Linked DNA regions of Homo sapiens: region 1 is linked to region 2. A link is a contact called in ENCODE Hi-C or POLR2A ChIA-PET data. All regions are on one chromosome and are shown on one strand. The core of a region is the stretch at or near the end of the contact, and the rest is flanking DNA. Distances in the headings are between cores, read along the strand shown. Region 1 holds the start of LINC00229 (long intergenic non-protein coding RNA 229). Region 2 holds the start of TNFRSF13C (TNF receptor superfamily member 13C).

Region 1 (4,191 bases), core at 1,294-3,793, 2.7 Mb before region 2:
TGGCAAGCCGGCGTCTGGCTGTTCTCCATTGCTCCTCCCCTGCCTCTGTCCAGGCCCCGCTCCTCCCCCTACTTTCCTCCCCTCGTGCCCTGTCTCCTCCCTGCCTCAGGTGGGGGCATTGATTTGGTGCCTCTGGGACAGTGATGAGGCAGTGGAATGTTCCTCCTCTCCCTCCTTCCCAGCACAGGCCGCGGTGCCTCCAGGCACATGCATGGGCTCTGCGGGGCCTGCAGGACTCGCCTTGGACACTGAGCCTGGCCAGGAGCTCTGCGACTATTTCCTGTTGAATGCACATGGTCGTCCCAGGGCAGAGGCACCACTGCCCCAGTCTTACGGTGAAGGCACAAGGCCCAGGGAGGTGACGGAGCAGGGAGAGCTGGGAAGGCGGCAGAGCTGAGCTGTGAATCTAGGTCCAAATGCCCGATGCTGCCTCTCTCTCTTTTTTTTTTTCCAGATGGAGTTTTGCTCTTGTTGCCCAGGCTGGAGTGCAATGGCGAGATCTCGGCTCACCACAACCTCTGCCTCCCGGGTTCAAGACATTCTCCTGCTTCAGCCTCCCGAGTAGCTGGGATTACAGGCATGAGCCACCACGCCCAGCTCTACTAAAAAAATTTTGTATTTTTAATACAGACGGGGCTTCTCTATGTCGGTCAGGCTAGTTTCAAACTCCTGACCTCAGGTGATCCGCCCACCTCGGCCTCTCAAAGTGCTGGGATTACAGGTGTGAGCCACTGCACCTGGCCCCGAGGCCGCCTCTTAAGCACGGTGCCCCTGCCCCCTGCCTGGCTTCCTTCTCTCGCTAACTCACTGGCCAGCTGCACCTTGAAGAGGTGGGGCTGGAGGTCCATTTTCACTTCTGAAGGTCACCTGGGGGCATCTCGGAGGCAGAGCTGGGGTCTCTGCCCAGGGAGGCTCCTGTCTCTACACAGGAGGGGCTCCCCGTGGGAAAGGGGATTGGAAGCTGCGTTTGCAAAACCAGGACAGAAGAATAGGACCACCCACAAGGAAGGAAGGGCAGGAGGGAGAGGGTGGTGCCCCTTCCTCCCTGCAGCCTGCAACAGAGCCTCAAGCTTTCACAGCTTTCACCTGAGGAGGGAAGAGCTGGCTCGAGCTTGGCTTTTAGTGTGGGGTCCTCAGGGATGCGATTTGCCTTTTGAATGTCCACCTGGTGGTCGTGGGGTTCCTGCGATCCCTGCAACTCACTGGCTGTATGACCGTCTTCATTACCTTGTGCACAGGGTAAGCTGATAAGTAGTTAACTGGAGAACAGTGGTGGGGAAGGGAAGAAAGTTGGGTTGTCTGAAGCATCCAGGAAACTTGTATCTTCTGCATTGGTCCCCCATGCTTATCCTGACTGGATGTCCCCGTCTCACCCTAACCGTAAAGGTAACCCTAACCATAACCCTAACCCTAACCCTAATCCTAACCCTAACCCTAACTCTCTAACTCTCTAACTCTCTCTAACTAACAACTCTCTAACTCACTCTCTAACTTAATTAACATTATTCTTCCCAGGTGGGTGTGTGCTGCCTTCTCTTCATCAACCACTAGGTGGCAGCAGTGCCCCACAGATCCCATCAGGCCGCCTGCAGGCGGAGACTGGAGAGCCACCGTCCTTCCTGGGGTTGCCTCACACCTGGCCCCCTTCGTGGGCGCCGTCCAGGACGGTTCTGGACGATGAAAATTCCAGCTGTGGGCCCTCCTAGGGCTGGGCTGGGGAAGCCACACCTGCGCCCCTCAGTGTTCCCCAAGGATCACCATGTAGCCCATCAGCAAACCCTTCCTGCTGTGTCTGACCCCTGCCCAGGCTGTGGGAGGGAGGCCCCCAGGTGAGGGGGGATGGCAGTCAGGGAAGTTTCCCGGGAGGAAGGCCCAGCGGGGAGGCGGCCAGCCTGCCCCGGCCGGGGGTGTGTGGGGGCAGCCTGAGGAGGAGGGCTGCATCCTGGGGCTGCCCACATCCAGGACCAGCCAAATAATGAGCTGGCCCAGCCAAGGTGAACCAGAATGGGGGCTCTCCTTCACCAATGACTAAGAATCTCAAGACAGGATGGCAGAGCACTCAACCCAGCGCGGGGTCCTCTGGTCATGGGACCTGCTAGTTCCCTGCACTCCCCTTCCCAAATGTCTGGAGAAATGCTGTCCACAAAGTCTTACCCTCTGCCTGGTCAGCTCCCAGCAGCCCTGCCTGCCCTGGGATGGGCCAGCCTCATCCCCATTTTACAGAGGAGGAAACTGAGGCTCAGGGAGGGGAAGGGGCCTCCCTGGGAACCCCCATCCCTTTCATCTCCCTGGCCTTCTGCTCGTGAGCCACTGTCACTGCCATAGGAGCTGGGGGTTGGCCCTCAGAGTCCCAGGCCAGTCCCCACCCACCAGCGGTGTGTCCCTGCCCATCCGCCTCCTGATGGGGTGTGGAGAGGACCCCCTGGGATGGGTGAGTGAGGCTCCCGGCGCTCAGCGTCCAGCAAGTAATGATGATGATGAAAACAATGACGCTGTCACTTTAACAAACAGCCACTGTTGTTTCCATGACACTGGGAACCTGGACCACCTAGAACTGCCTCCTTCCAAGCGACACTGGGGCTGGCTCCCCATCTGAGCCGTCTGGAGACCCTGTGGCTGGCAGGCGACGCCGTCCCCCCGCCCAGGTGCTCCCAGCCCCCAGACCTACTGCAGCCCGGGAGGGGCTGAGGGTGCGGTTCCCGCAGGGTCCAGGGTTCTTTCTGGCTCTTGGAAGAGTGTGTGCCCTCTGATCCCCCCTAAATCCCACAGGGCCCCACCCTCTCTGGGCCTTCCCCGTGGTTTGCCAGCATGGGGGCCGGCCTGAAATGGCCCTGAGAGGCCACGAGCCCAGCTGGCCCCTCTGTGTGTGCCCAGGCCAGGCCCTTGGGCAGCAGCTCAGGGTACACTGGTGCTGCTGCCGGGCCCCTGCCTTATGACGGTGCCTTTGGGGTCAGGCAGTGGGTGTTGTTCAAGAGCAGCCTCGGGCCCTCCATGTTGCACGCTGACACGGCCTTGGCCACAGCACCCTGTCGGCCCTCATCACCCGGGCTGCCTTTGGGAGGGACAGAGTGTGGGCAGCGCTGGACCCGTGGGACCGTGTGCAGGGGAGCTGCTGCCACCCAAGGTCCCCAAGTCAGTTCTGCGGACTCACAGATGACCACAGCCTGGGGGACTTAAAACAACAGACATTTATTCGATCGCAGTTCTGGAGGCCAGAGGTCCGAAATCAGGGTGTCGGCAGAGCCAGGCTCCTCTGAGGGCTCAGGGGGATCTTTCCTGCCTCTCCCAGCTCCTGGGGGCCCCGGTTCCTTAGCTTGTGGTCCTGTCCCTCTCATTCTTCCTCCATCCTCACGTGGCCTCCCTCTGTGTCTTCTCCTCTTCTGTCTCTTACAAGGACACTGTCATGGGACTTAGGGCCCACCAGAAAAAATCCAGGATGCAATTAGATCCTGTCTCCAAATAAGGTCATTCTCACAGGTTCAGGGGATTAGGATGTGGGCAGTCCCCAGGCAGGCAGGGCAGAACCGGCTCAGACCCTGCAACCCGTCTCCCGGCCCTGTGCCCCTCTGTCCTGGGGGCCCCCCTTCTCCGTCTGTTTGTCATCCACTATCAGCATCCGGAGGGGCTCCCCACCCCCACTCTGGAGGGTCTACTGAGTGGTCTCTGGTGGCCTCCACCAGCCTGGGCCTGGTGCTGAGCTGGCAGCAGAGGCCTGCCCGGGGAACCCCGAAGGGACTGAATATCCTGAATATCACCCTCCCCTTGCTACACCCTGGTTGTCACCAAAGCTCCGCCCAAACCTCACCTCCTCCTGGACACCGTCGCAGACCACCAGGCATGCTTGGGACTCCTCTGGGCTCCCTCTCTCCAGCCCAGACCACTCCATTGTGATCTCAGACTGGGGGCTCACCCAGGGCCCCAGGGGTCTAGCGCCCTGTGCTCCATCCCATAGCCTGGGACCCCCCCAGATGGCCCAGCAGGTGGTGGGAGAGCACCCATCCCTCCCCCCAGCACACAGAGAGGGCAGGCGGGGGCCCTCTGTCCCAGGAGCTTCTCCCCCACCGCTCACTCTCTGTCTTTGCACCGTGAAGACGGCCAAGGGGTGGCGCTCGGGCTCCAGAGCCGCCGTCACTCAGCCCCGCGATGCTCTTCAGCCTGGGCCCTGGTGGCGTGGCTGCCGTCGGCTGCCAC
Region 2 (3,921 bases), core at 649-3,148:
TCCCAGCATCCCCTGTGGCAGTGGCCATGCCTGCCCCCAGAGCAGCTCAGGCTCCCCTTTCATCTCTCCAAGCCTTAGCCCCTGCAGCCCTCCGCCTGGAGTGTTTGCCTCCCCCTCGCTGCTGCTCAGGGTCTCCCTCTGCCCCCAGGCTCCCTCCCCAGCCCCTGAGTTTCTCCTCTCACTGTGCTTCCCCAGCCCTGAGTGCTTAGGGGTCTGGGTGGCATGTGTGGCATTTAACCCCATGCTCTCTGCTGAGCCCTGAGCTCCCAGAGTTCCCTCCAGCCCTGGCCCTGGGGAGGGGGTAGCATGTGACCAGGAGGGCGGAGGGGCTTGTGTGTGTTTCTGAGACGCAGTCTGAGAGAGACACGGGTGACAGACAGTTGGGGACCCCAAACACTGGGGAGCAGAGATAGACAGGAGGGGCCCGCAGTGAGACACAGAGGTGAGCAGGAGAGGACACATAGCCCTGGAGAAAAGGAGCAGGTGTGGGCGGGCTTCCCTCCACTGCAGTCACAGTTCCCTCACTCATAGGCAGATCTTCCTGGGTCCTCCCTGCACAAAGCCCCAGTGGCTCCCTCGTGTCCCCCAGCCACAGTCCAAGCTCCCTAATGTGCTAGATAAGGCCCCAGTCCAGCCTTTCGGTCCCAGCACTCCCTGGACTTCCTGTTTGGGCCTCCAAGCCTTTGCTCCCCTTTGGCCTTCACCCCCATCTGCTCCCTAGACCTCAGTCCATCTGGCAAACACTTCACCATCGCCCTCTCCATGAAGCCTTCCGGCCCACCTTCCAGGATGACGTGAGCTGGTGCCCTTGCTGCGAGGCTGTCTTCCCCCATCAGCACAAGTGTGAGATTCCCTCAGGGCAGACCCACATGCTACTTGGGCCTGGTACAAGTGTCTGATGTCAGGCTGGGCACTGTGGCTTCACACCTATAATCCCAGCACTTTGGGAGGCCGAGGAGGGCGGATCACCTGAGGTCAGGAGTTCGAGACCAGCCTGGCCAAATGGTGAAACCCCACCTCTACTAAAAATACAAAAATTAGCCGGGCATGGTGGTGCATGCCTGTAATCCCAGTTACTCGGGAGGCTGAGGCAGGAGAATCGCTTGAATCTGGGAGGCAGAGGTTGCAGTGAGCCGAGATTGCACCACTGCACAGAGCCAGACTCTTTTTCAAAAAAAAAAAAAAAAAAAGCAGGTGTCTGATATCCCCAACCAGCTCTGTCCAGGAAGGGCAGGAAGAGAGGAGGAGACAGGTGGGTTGGGGGAGATGGCAGGGGAGCACTCGGGGTCATGGAGAGGCTTTGGCTAGACGGAGCAGAGGAACCACTCAGGGTCTGTGTCCTGGCTGCGGGGTCCATCCCCCTCCCTACCCAAGAGGAGGCTCTGGTCTGCCCCCAGACACCTCCCAGCACCCAGCAGAGGGCCCACCCAGGCGGTGCTGGTTGAGGGGCTGAATTGGGGAACCACAGGTAGAAAGAGAGGCCAGGCCGGGTGCGGTGGCTCACGCCTGTAATCCTAGCACTTTGGGAGGCCGAGGCAGGTGGATCACGAGGTCAGGAGTTCAAAACCAGTCTGACCAAGATGGTGAAACCCCGTCTCTACTAAAAATACAAAAATTAGCCGGGCGTGGCAGTGGGCGCCTACAATCTCAGCTACTCGGGAGGCTGAGGCAGAGAATTGTTTGAACCCGGGAGGCAGAGCTTGCAGTGAGCCGAGATAGCGCCATTGCACTCCAGCCTGGGCGACAGAGCGAGACTCCGTCTCAAAAAAAAAAAAAGAAAAGAAAGGGGGGCCCCAGGCGAGCTCGGTCCCACCCAGCAGGCGGGGGCGGGGCAGGGCAGAGTGCTCCCCCCGCCCCCCGCTTCCTCCCCGAGGGCCCCGGAGCCCAGCTCAGCCTCAGTCCCCGCAGCTTGTGCGGCGGCGTCGGCACCATGAGGCGAGGGCCCCGGAGCCTGCGGGGCAGGGACGCGCCAGCCCCCACGCCCTGCGTCCCGGCCGAGTGCTTCGACCTGCTGGTCCGCCACTGCGTGGCCTGCGGGCTCCTGCGCACGCCGCGGCCGAAACCGGGTAAGGGGGACCCACGGGGCGCGCGGCGCCGGCAGCTGCGGGGAGAACGGGGCCCCGATCGCCAGGGCGCAGGCAGAGCCCCGACCCCCGGGGGCGCCGAGGGCTGAAAGGACCCTGTGGGCAGGGCCTGGAGGGGCCCGCGATCACCGCGTGGCCCTCACCGCCGCCTCTCTCCCTCCCCTTGTCCACCGCCCCCCGGCTGTCCCTCCCCTCCCCGGCCAGCCTCGCCCCCCTCCGCCCCTCCCCGTCCCCGCTCCTCCCTCCCCTCGGCCCCCTGGCCTCCCTCCCTGTCCCCTCCCGAAGCAGCCGGGGCCAGCAGCCCTGCGCCCAGGACGGCGCTGCAGCCGCAGGAGTCGGTGGGCGCGGGGGCCGGCGAGGCGGCGCTGCCCCTGCCCGGGCTGCTCTTTGGCGCCCCCGCGCTGCTGGGCCTGGCACTGGTCCTGGCGCTGGTCCTGGTGGGTCTGGTGAGCTGGAGGCGGCGACAGCGGCGGCTTCGCGGCGCGTCCTCCGCAGAGGCCCCCGACGGAGACAAGGACGGTGAGTTCCGTGTGTAGGGGAACCAGTCTGAGCGGGGCGCAGGGGCTGGGGTGTCGGGACGGTCTAGGGGGAGATGCATGGCCCCTGAGGGGGAGAGAAGGGCTTTAAGGGGAAACGGAGACAGAGTGGAAAAGAGTTTGCGCTGAGGAGCTCAGGCTGGGGAGGGAGACATAGTCCTGCCCCTGAGACCCTGGTCGGAGCCAGGAACAGCTCTGCCCTGACAGACCCCAGTGTGAGGAAGAGACAGGTTGCAGGAAGGGGGCCCCGTCTGAGGGAGGAGTCTGTCCTGCCCTTTGGGAGTCTAACGGAGCTTGGTTCCCCCATAAATCCCTGAAGAGTTTGCCAGACTGAGCCCCAGCTCCCCAACTCCCTGCCCTGCCAGCTCCCCACTGGCCAGGCCTCTGGACTCAGGGTCAGCCAGGTGCCACCCCTCCCCACCCTGCATTGGGCTTCATTTGACGGAGGACTGCCCCTCCAGAGGAGTCTTCTAGGGGAGGGAGGGAAGGCTGTGACTGAGTACGGAGCCTCTACCCCCTCTGCCTGCAGCCCCAGAGCCCCTGGACAAGGTCATCATTCTGTCTCCGGGAATCTCTGATGCCACAGCTCCTGCCTGGCCTCCTCCTGGGGAAGACCCAGGAACCACCCCACCTGGCCACAGTGTCCCTGTGCCAGCCACAGAGCTGGGCTCCACTGAACTGGTGACCACCAAGACGGCCGGCCCTGAGCAACAATAGCAGGGAGCCGGCAGGAGGTGGCCCCTGCCCTCCCTCTGGACCCCCAGCCAGGGGCTTGGAAATCAAATTCAGCTCTTCACTCCAGCATGCACATGCCCTCTTTCTGGGACCAGGCTAACTCTGCAGAAGCACAGACACTACAGACCACAGCATTCAGCCCCCATGGAGTTTGGTGTGCTTGCCTTTGGCTTCAGACCTCACCATCTTTGACAGCCCTTGAAGGTGGTAGCCCAGCTCCTGTTCCTGTGCCTTCAAAAGGCTGGGGCACTATGAGTAAAAGACCGCTTTTAAAATGGGGAAGGCACCATTAAGCCAAAATGAATCTGAAAAAAGACCAAGTGGGAGGATGCCTAATTTGTAGTTGGGTGGTTTTTTGTGTTTGTTTGATTTTTTTTTTTTTTTTTTTTTTTTTTTTTTGAGACGAGTCTTGCTCTGTCGCCAGGCTGGAGTACAGTGGCGCGATCTCGCCTCACTGTAACCTCCGACTCCTTGGTTCAAGTGATTCTCCTGCCTCAGCCTCCCGAATAGCTGGGATTACAGGCACGCACCACCACAGCCAGCTAATTTTTGTATTTTTAGTAGAG

Evidence for each region. A loop is a pair of places that touch in the nucleus more often than their neighbours do. ChIA-PET counts read pairs that join two places held with the same protein, here RNA polymerase II (POLR2A).
Region 1: a loop to region 2 is called in a map of ovary, with 8 times the contacts of the local background. The contact joins the promoter of LINC00229 here to the promoter of TNFRSF13C in region 2. A Hi-C loop is called at or near these places in 1 of 168 maps with a recorded cell type or tissue (ovary). POLR2A ChIA-PET finds 5 or more read pairs at or near these places in 2 of 52 experiments (activated CD8-positive, alpha-beta memory T cell and activated T-cell).

What each region holds. Positions count from the first base shown.
Region 1 is chr22:44,623,771-44,627,961 of GRCh38, reverse strand. It overlaps LINC00229 (long intergenic non-protein coding RNA 229), which reads left to right and starts at 2,543. Exons shown (of 5, transcript NR_044991.1): 1 at 2,543-2,645. It overlaps LOC105373060 (a long non-coding RNA gene), which reads right to left and starts at 3,884. Exons shown (of 2, transcript XR_938301.1): 1 at 3,806-3,884; 2 at 3,170-3,409. RefSeq lists an enhancer at 3,166-3,665.
Region 2 is chr22:41,924,783-41,928,703 of GRCh38, reverse strand. TNFRSF13C (TNF receptor superfamily member 13C) reads left to right here and starts at 1,898. Exons shown (of 3, transcript NM_052945.4): 1 at 1,898-2,066; 2 at 2,373-2,603; 3 at 3,150-3,921. The coding sequence starts at 1,931. The coding sequence ends at 3,337. It also overlaps a transcript of CENPM not described here. RefSeq lists enhancers at 43-112, 2,670-3,169, 3,170-3,671 and a silencer at 1,838-2,577.